Linked DNA regions of Homo sapiens: all the other regions are linked to region 3. Evidence: chromatin contacts called from ENCODE Hi-C or POLR2A ChIA-PET data. All regions are on one chromosome and are shown on one strand. Each heading gives the region's core, a stretch centred on a gene start or an enhancer-like site at or near the end of the contact. The rest is flanking DNA. Distances are from core to core; before and after follow the strand shown.

What was found. A loop is a pair of places that touch in the nucleus more often than their neighbours do. ChIA-PET counts read pairs that join two places held with the same protein, here RNA polymerase II (POLR2A). Pooled maps may share reads with other maps.
Region 1: a loop to region 3 is called in a pooled map, with 3 times the contacts of the local background. The contact joins two enhancer-like sites. A Hi-C loop is called at or near these places in 5 of 50 pooled maps. POLR2A ChIA-PET finds 5 or more read pairs at or near these places in 5 of 52 experiments (BJ, OCI-LY7, PC-9 and 2 more).
Region 2: a pooled map shows a loop between it and region 3 (2.3-fold over the local background). The contact joins two enhancer-like sites. A Hi-C loop is called at or near these places in 3 of 50 pooled maps. POLR2A ChIA-PET finds 5 or more read pairs at or near these places in 4 of 52 experiments (AG04449, H1, T-cell and 1 more).

What each region holds. Positions count from the first base shown.
Region 1 is chr20:47,575,355-47,578,087 of GRCh38, reverse strand. The region is part of intron 1 of NCOA3 (nuclear receptor coactivator 3); the gene reads right to left. Among named protein-coding and RNA genes, the nearest start is that of NCOA3, 75 kb to the right of the region's middle. Within about 2 kb of position 1,352, at least 25 of the 41 ENCODE cell types and tissues checked have a DNase peak (open chromatin) inside an H3K27ac peak, as active enhancers do; they include OCI-LY7 and PC-9, where a contact is called at or near this core.
Region 2 is chr20:47,204,330-47,207,029 of GRCh38, reverse strand. No RefSeq gene overlaps it. Among named protein-coding and RNA genes, the nearest start is that of MIR3616, 39 kb to the right of the region's middle. Within about 2 kb of position 1,274, at least 5 of the 41 ENCODE cell types and tissues checked have a DNase peak (open chromatin) inside an H3K27ac peak, as active enhancers do.
Region 3 is chr20:47,432,986-47,435,685 of GRCh38, reverse strand. No RefSeq gene overlaps it. Among named protein-coding and RNA genes, the nearest start is that of LINC01754, 22 kb to the right of the region's middle. Within about 2 kb of position 1,350, at least 4 of the 41 ENCODE cell types and tissues checked have a DNase peak (open chromatin) inside an H3K27ac peak, as active enhancers do; they include OCI-LY7 and PC-9, where a contact is called at or near this core.

The DNA.
Region 1 (2,733 bases), core at 103-2,602, 140 kb before region 3:
TTAAGTAAAAATGTATTTGCTTCCCAGGAGAACATTGGTAAGACATTTATAACAATCTTTTTTAAATGCTATAATCTTCTTGATAAGGGAGTGGGGGACAAGGAATTATTTCAAATTACAGCATATGCATGTCTAGTAAAATAAAGACAGGTATTACCACATATCTTGTGATATATACTAGAAAGAATCAAGCTGACTTATAATGTATTCTACATATTTAATAAATTAAACATTTAGTTCTATACGGAATCAGCCTGAAAATTCATAATAACGCAGTGAAAACAGACGCCTTGGCTTCTGAAAACCTAGATTTTGTAAAGTCCTGCTTCTTGAAATGATCTTGTGTTAGATTTTAATTCGATTTCAATTAAATGCTTGCTGTGTATCTATTAGAATCAGGCACTGCACTGGCACTTGGAAATAAGCAAATCACAGTTGCTGCCATCAATTAATTAGGAAAAGGGAAGCAGGTATAAACAGACCTAAAGTTCCTAAAATGAAAGCTATGTTCATTCAGTAAGCATCTGCTAAGCATCCATGTGCCACATTGTGCTAGACACCATGGATAAAAGGAAGAATTAAAAAGACCAGAGTCCCATGAGAGTATAAGGAAAGAATAGAGAAAAACTACCCTGCCTTTTTCATGGGGTTGTTAACTGTTCAACACTATTTACATGTGAAAGCAAGACAAATCCAAAACCATTTATCTCAGCCAAAGGGGGAGGCATTAATTGTACAATTTCTGCAATTATGTCCAGAGTTGTCATAACCAAAATGCCATTTGAGTTTCTTCATAATAAAGGCAAAAGACAAAAAACCTTCTATGAAATGGCCATTTGTGTAAAAATTACATAGGGATACAGGAAACATAAATGGGGTAAAGGTAGCTAAAACTTAAAACTTATTTTTAATTCAAGACATCCAGGAAATTATGCCATACATTTTTGCTTATACAACGATACTATCCACTGATGAACAATGGAACTAAACTAGCCTAAATTTTTTTAAATTAGCTTTAGATTAAGGAGAAAACTTAAAAATCTGGTTGGCAGATTAGTATAAAAGGCCTGATATCTTTGGCTGAGTTGAATATTAGCTCTTATCCAATGGTTACCAAAACAGGCATTCAAGCAAGCCGCTTGCTTGCGCTTGTTCTGCCTCTCTCTCCCTGCCACTTTGGAAAAACTGCATGCAGTGCTGCAGGATCACACAAAATAAATACAGGAAAGAGGGTGGGAGAGTTGGGTGGGGAAGTGAGCAAAGCTCTGGGCTCCACCAGTGGAAGGCGTTCCACAAGAATTGCTACAGGGTCAAAAGTTTACAGTGGTTTCAATTTCACCTTTTAGCAGCCAATCAGGAAACACAGGCTGCATGCTGACCCCTCGGGCTGCAAATGAACATTAACTCATTGGCTACCAGGATTGCACATTTTCCTTTTCTTATAAGGCTTTCCCTTCTTTTTATTTTTTTTAAGGACAGGGGAGTGGAGAAGGCAAAGAACACAATAAGTTCAAGGTGACAATTTTATTCAAGACAATATATTTTAAACAGGTGTTTGAGGGGAGAAATGATCGAGTAATTATCTTCTTTCTTCTTGAAATCTGAGTTTCTTTAGCCTGTAGTATCTAACAAACCAATTATTAATGCTAGTATCAAGACAAAGAATAAATTTAGGCAGGTAAAGGAGATGGATTTTCCTCCATGAGGTTGCAATTCTATGAACAATTTATAGGATGGTAAAAAGATAATACTGGTTGTGTATCCAGTAAATGCTTTAAAAGTAACTCAGATAATAAAGACATCTAACTGAAGGATTTGCCTATACCCCAATTTTTTTATTTGCATAGTTTCCCTACCCTCTCCTCAAACCATTACTATACACAGGTAATGTTCCTCTATCCTTTTCATAATGTGGATCCACAGAAATGCAGGCAGAGCTCTTAGCTAAGGTTTAAATTTTTCTTTTCTTATATTTCAGTACCTGGGAGTAACTGTACAATAAACTCAGGAGTGAACCATTTGGCAGTAGGTACAACTGCTCCCTAACTAATTTATGTAAATTTCTTCAAATGCAGAAACCAATAAACTAATCCATTAAATAATATTTTCAACATTCTATATTTAACATTGAGCAAGTCTAAAATGAAAACCTCTACTACATACACCTTAACTGGACTACATTTAAAAACTAGATGCCTTTGAAGCACCACAGGATAAAAGTGAAATCGCTGTATTAACTGCTCTACTATTAAAATGATTAGTCAAATCCTAAATGAACACACTGTAAATTTGTAGTTAGCAATATTTCTCTCTTTGACACAATAGGTAGTTGAATTTTAACAGACTCATTGACTTAAATTTACCTTTACGTTTAGAATACCCTGTAGGCACCACCATTGCCTAAGAAAACGATTTCATGTAGGATATTAGCTCTTATCCAAACCAGCAAAGTAAGATACCAGTTATTTCTGAAAACGTGAAAGTAAGCAAATATACAGAAGTGTGTGACTTAATATAACTGCTGAAGGGTTCCAAAATAACTTCAGTGTTTAAAGTTTATATAGCAATATAATGTCAGTTAAGATAGTAAATAAACTCGATGCTGATAGTTTTTTCTTAATTCGACATTAAAAGAAGTAATTTTCTAGTAACAATTCCCAAGCCTTCATGATTTAAGTTTATGCATATTTGGCAATAAAAAGTCTACTTTAAAATAGACCTAGTTGTTTTTTC
Region 2 (2,700 bases), core at 25-2,524, 230 kb after region 3:
CTTACTCGAGGATAGAGAAATGGTTGCTTTTAGTTTTACCATTCATCTGACCAGGTAAAACAGCCCACATGACTCAAATCTGAAGATACGAAAGGGCCCATAGTATAAAGCCTCTCCCTCCCTGCTACCTCGGTCCCCTCCAATCCCCCTTCCCACATAGTCCTCAGGGAGAGTCTGCATTTACAAACAAATGCAGAGACATTTTTCTCTGCTCCTTTTCTTCTTTTTTAAGACGGAGTCTCGCTCTGTCGCCCAAGCTGGAGTGCAGTGGCGCAATCTCAGCTCACTACAACATCCACCTCCTGGATTCAAGCAATTTTTCTGCTTCAGCCTACCGAGTAGCTGGGATTAAGGGCACCCGCCACAATGCCCAGCTGAGTTTTGTATTTTTAGTAGAGACAGGGTTTCACCATGTTGACCAGGCTGGTCTTGAACTCCTGACCTCAGGTGATCTGCCCGCCTCGGTGTCCTAAAGTGCTGGGATTACAGGCATGAGCCACTGCTCCCGGCCCCCTTTTTCTACATAAATGATAGCATTTGATACACACTCTTCTGCCCTGTCCCCTTGCCCCGTTTTTTTTTTTTAAACTTAATCTGAAGCCTTGAGTATTGATCCATATCAGTGCAGTTCAAGAGCACCTCCATCCATTTTTAGGGGGTGTGATATCTGCTATGTGGACACGGGATAATGCATGTGGCCAGCCCCCAGCTGGTGGACATTGAGATTGTCCCCAAACTCTGGCCACGGCAAACGGCCCTGCAGTGAGCACCATTATAAAATGACTCCCCAGGCTCCTCTTAGCTGCCCAGTGGGGTGGTTATTCCACTCTTTGTGCAGCTTGGAAAACTGAGACTCAGGGGTTACATGCATTTGGAGGGGTCAGGTTTTTAGTTGCAAATAACAGAATCCACTCCACCTAATTAGAACACTCTCTAATCTGCTTACTTCTCAGGCCACACCAGTGGGTCAGTGAGAGGCCAGGTAGGAGGGGAGGGGCTTGAAGGTTCCAGTCTGGGTTGAGTGTTTTCAGAATGAGGAGAAGAAGAGGGAGATGCAGTGAGGTCTGGTGAACCTGGCAGAAGCTGCCAGTTCCTTGCTGGTTTCCTTTGGCAATGACCGGGGCAGGAACTGGCTCAGACCTTTTCATGCAGTCCAGCAAGCTCGCTATCTGGTGGCCATAGGCAAAACTGCAGCCTGTGGAGAGATCTGGCCCACTGGGGACAGCGAGCACGTGGGCCAAAACCCTTCATTCCGGAGACAGCTGTTCACTGAGCTCTCTGTATGAGTCAAGTCCTCAGTAGTGACACAGTAGTGAACAAAACAGGTTCGGTCTCTGTCCTTATTGATCTGACACTCTCACTGGGAAGCAATTTGATACCTGTATGCATGTAATATAATCCCAGGCGGGCTAGATGCGCTGAAGGTAAATAAAGCTAGGCGGGTAGGGAGATGATGTGATTGGGAGCCCTCTCTGAGGGGCTCACCGTTCAGTAGAACCTGAAGGGGGTTTCTTTCCGAGGGGACTGAGCCCAATTATTTTATTTATTTATTTTTTGAGACAAGGTCTTGCTCTGTCGCCCAGGCTTGAGTGCTATAGGGACGTCTCTGCTCACAGCAACTTCCGCCTCCCAGGCTCACCCCATCCTCCCGCCTCAGCCTCCTGAGCAGCTGGGACTACAGGCACACGCCACCATGCCCAACTAATTTTTAAATTTTTTTGCAGAGACGGGGTTTCACAATGTTGCCCAGGCTGGTCTTGAACTCGTGAGCTCAAGCGACTCACCCGCCTTGGCCTCCTAAAGTGCTGGGATTATAAGTGTGAGCCAGTGTGCCTGTCTATTTTATTATTTTATTTTATTTTGAGACAGAGTCTCACTCTGTTGCCCAGGCTGGAGTGCAGTGGCACGATTTTGGCTCACTGCAACTTCCGCCTCCCGGGTTCAAGCAATTTCTGGCTAATTTTTGTATTTTTTGTAGAGACGGGGTTTCACCATGTTGGCCTGGCTGGTCTCAAACTCCTGACCTCAACGATCCACCTGCCTTGGCCTCCCAAAGTGTTAGTATTACAGGCATGAGTCACCGCGCCCGGCCGACCGTCCATTTTAAACTATACAGTCGAGTGGCGATAATCAGAGTTGAGTTTTCCAAAGGTCAGCATTTAGCTGCCACCTTCATATCAGGGTACATCAGGACCCCATCTATATTCTTATTTATTTTCTTTAGTCTAGAGAAGCAAAGGTCACCTATATTCCTCCAAGTGTCGCTGATGTGGGCCTGCCCCACGTGGGGCTCTGTGCTGAGGCTTTCCATGCTGTAATCCTTCGGGTTTTGTAATAACTCCCTACATGGAGCAGGCCCTCGTAACAGGCCCATTCTCCCAGTGAGGCAGCTGAGGTTCAGAGAGAAAAAAGTGACTTGCTCAAGATCACACAAAAGGTCACTGCAGAGCCGGGACTCAAACCAGTCTGCTTACTTCCCAAGCCAGTTCAGTGAATCATCAGGCAACACTGCCCCAGTCACAACTAGCCCTGTGTGTGTGTGTGACACCGTGGTGAGTTTACAAAATGACTCCCCAGGCTTCTCTTAGCTGCCCTGGGGTGGTTATTCCACTCTGTGCAGCTCGGGAAACGGACACTTGGGGGATACATGAATTGGGAGGGGTCAGGTTTTTAGTTGCAAATAACAGAATGCACTCCAGC
Region 3 (2,700 bases), core at 101-2,600:
ATAATTTTCTTTTGTCACAAAATATTCTTTTTTCCCCCACCCCCTTCTCAAAATATTATTCTTTTTGGGGTTGTTTTCAACCATCCAAAAATGTGAAAACCCGGCCAGGTGTGATAGCTGATGCCTATAATCCCAGGATTTGGGGAGGCTGAGGCCGAAGGATCACCTGGGGCCATGAGTTCGAGACCAGCCTGGCCAACATGGTGAAACCCCGTCTCTATTAAAAATACAAAAATTAGCTGGGCTTGGTGGTGCATGCCTGTAGTCCCAGCTACTCGGGAGGCTGAGGCAGGAGAATTGCTTGAACCTGGGAGGCAGAGGTTGCAGTAAGCCAAGATGGTGCCACTGCACTCCAGCCTGGGTAACAGATCGAGACTCCATCCCAAAAAAAAGAAAAGAAAGAAGAAAAATTTGCCTTTTTGAAACCAACCCAAGCAACAAAGTGAGATGTCATCTCTATTAAAAGCAAACAAACAAACAAAAACGGAACTAAAAACCATTTGTGCTCACTGGCCCTGCAAAGAAAAAGTATGTGGTAGGGAAATAAATTTGCTTACCTTTTCACATTTTTATTTTGTTTTCTGAATGGGTAATAATTTCAGCTTGGTTCAGAATTCAAAAAGCACAAAGGAAAATATCTTCCCCACTGAGACACTGAGCCACCCAGTTTCCTATCCCAGAAATAAGTAATGGGTCCACTTTCTTATGGATACTTCCAGACATTGCCTGTGAATATACAAATAATTCTTTATATAAATTTATATATTTTTTTCTGACAAATCCATACTGTTCTGAATCTTGCTTTCTTCACTTAATCTTGGAAGTCACTGTGGAGCAGAACATAGCCACCTCACTAATTTTTCAGCTCATAATATTCCATTGAATAGATCAGGGATCAGCAAACAGGCTCATGGGCCAAATCTGGCCATTGCCTGTTTTTTGTAAATAAAGTTTTATTGGAACACAACCATGCCCATTCACTTATATATGATGTATGATATATGACTACATTTTTTTTTTAAGACGGAGTCTCGCTCTGTCGCCCAGGCTAGAGTGCAATGGTGCGATCTCAGCTCACTGCAACCTCTGCCTCCCAGGTTGAAGCAACTCTTCTGCCTCAGCCTTCCGAGTAGCTGGGATTACAGGTGTCCAGTACCACACCGGCTAATTTTTGTATTTTTGGTAGAGACGAGGTTTCACTATGTTGGCCAGGCTGGTCTCGGACTCCTGACCTCAGGTGATTCACCCGCCTCAGCCTCCCAAAGTGCTGAGATTACAGACGTGATCCACAGTGCCCAGCCTGTATGACTACTTTTGAGCTACAACTGCAGAGTTGAGTCATTGCACCAGAGCCCTCTGGGTCTGCAAACCTAGAGTACTTACTCTCTGGCCCATTATGTAAAAAGTTTGCTGACTCCAAGTATAGATGTTCTTCAGTGTACTCAAACATCGCTTGACAATGAACAGTTAGTGTTCATTCCAAATGTCTGTGGTTACAGAGAGTGCTGTGATACATAACGTGTCCATGTGCAATTGTCCACGTATGCAACTTTCTCCAATGTCAGAAAATCCTAGAAGCAGAATTGCTGGGTCAAAAGATATGTGCATTTGTAATTTTGATAGAAATTGTCAAGTAATTTCTAGAGATTATATCAGTTTACATTCACTCCCACCAGCAGCAAATAAAAGCAATCAATTTCCCAACACATTTTCTAACTTAGTCTGTTATCAGGCTTTTTGATCTTTGTCTAAGTGGCGGGTTAAAAATGGCATGTCAGTATAATTTTAATTTTCATTTATTTTATTGTGAATATATTTGTATCGTAGGGCTGCAATGACAAATTACCAAAAACTTAGTAGCTTTAAACAACCAAAACATGTTCTTTCACAGTTCCAGAGACTAGAAGCTCAAAATCAAGGTGTCAGCGGGGCTGGACTCCCTTCTAAACCTCTAGGGAAGATTCCTTCCTTGCCACCTGTACCTTCTAGAGGTTGCCAGCAATTTTTGTTTTTCCCTGGCTTGTAGATGCATTACTCCATGCTCTGCCTACATCTTCACCTGCCTTCTCCCCTTGTATGTCCATGTCTCTGTGTCCAAATTTTTCTCCTTTTTCCTTTTTTTTAAAAATGTTTTTTATTTTTTTTCTGTTTTGAGACTGAGTCTCACTCTTGTCTCCCAGGCTGGAGTGCAATGGCACAATGTTGGCTCACTGCAACCTCCGCCTCCCGGGTTCAAGCGATTCTCCTACCTCAACCTCCGGAGTAGCTGGGATTACAGGTGCACGCCACCACACCTGGCTAATTTTTGTATTTTTAGCAGAGACAGGGTTTCACCGTGTTGGCCAGGCTGGTTTCGAACTCCTGACCTCAGGTGATCCATCCGCCGCTGCCTCCTGAAGTGCTGGGATTACAGGTGTGAGCCACCGTGCCCAGCCTAAATTTTAAAATACTAGACATCAGTATGACGTACTACTCAGCCTTTGATTTCACTTGCTTATTAAGTATATTTACACTATTTATGACACCAACCTTTTCTCTTTTTCTCTCTTCCTTCCTTTTTTCTTCCTTCTTTCTTTCCTTTTCTCTTTCCTCCCTCCCTCCCTTCTTCCCTTCCTTCCTCACTCTCTCTCCCCCTCACTCCCTCTTCTCTTTCTCTTCTTCCTCTTTTTTTTTTTTTTTTATGCTCCACTTCCTCAACAT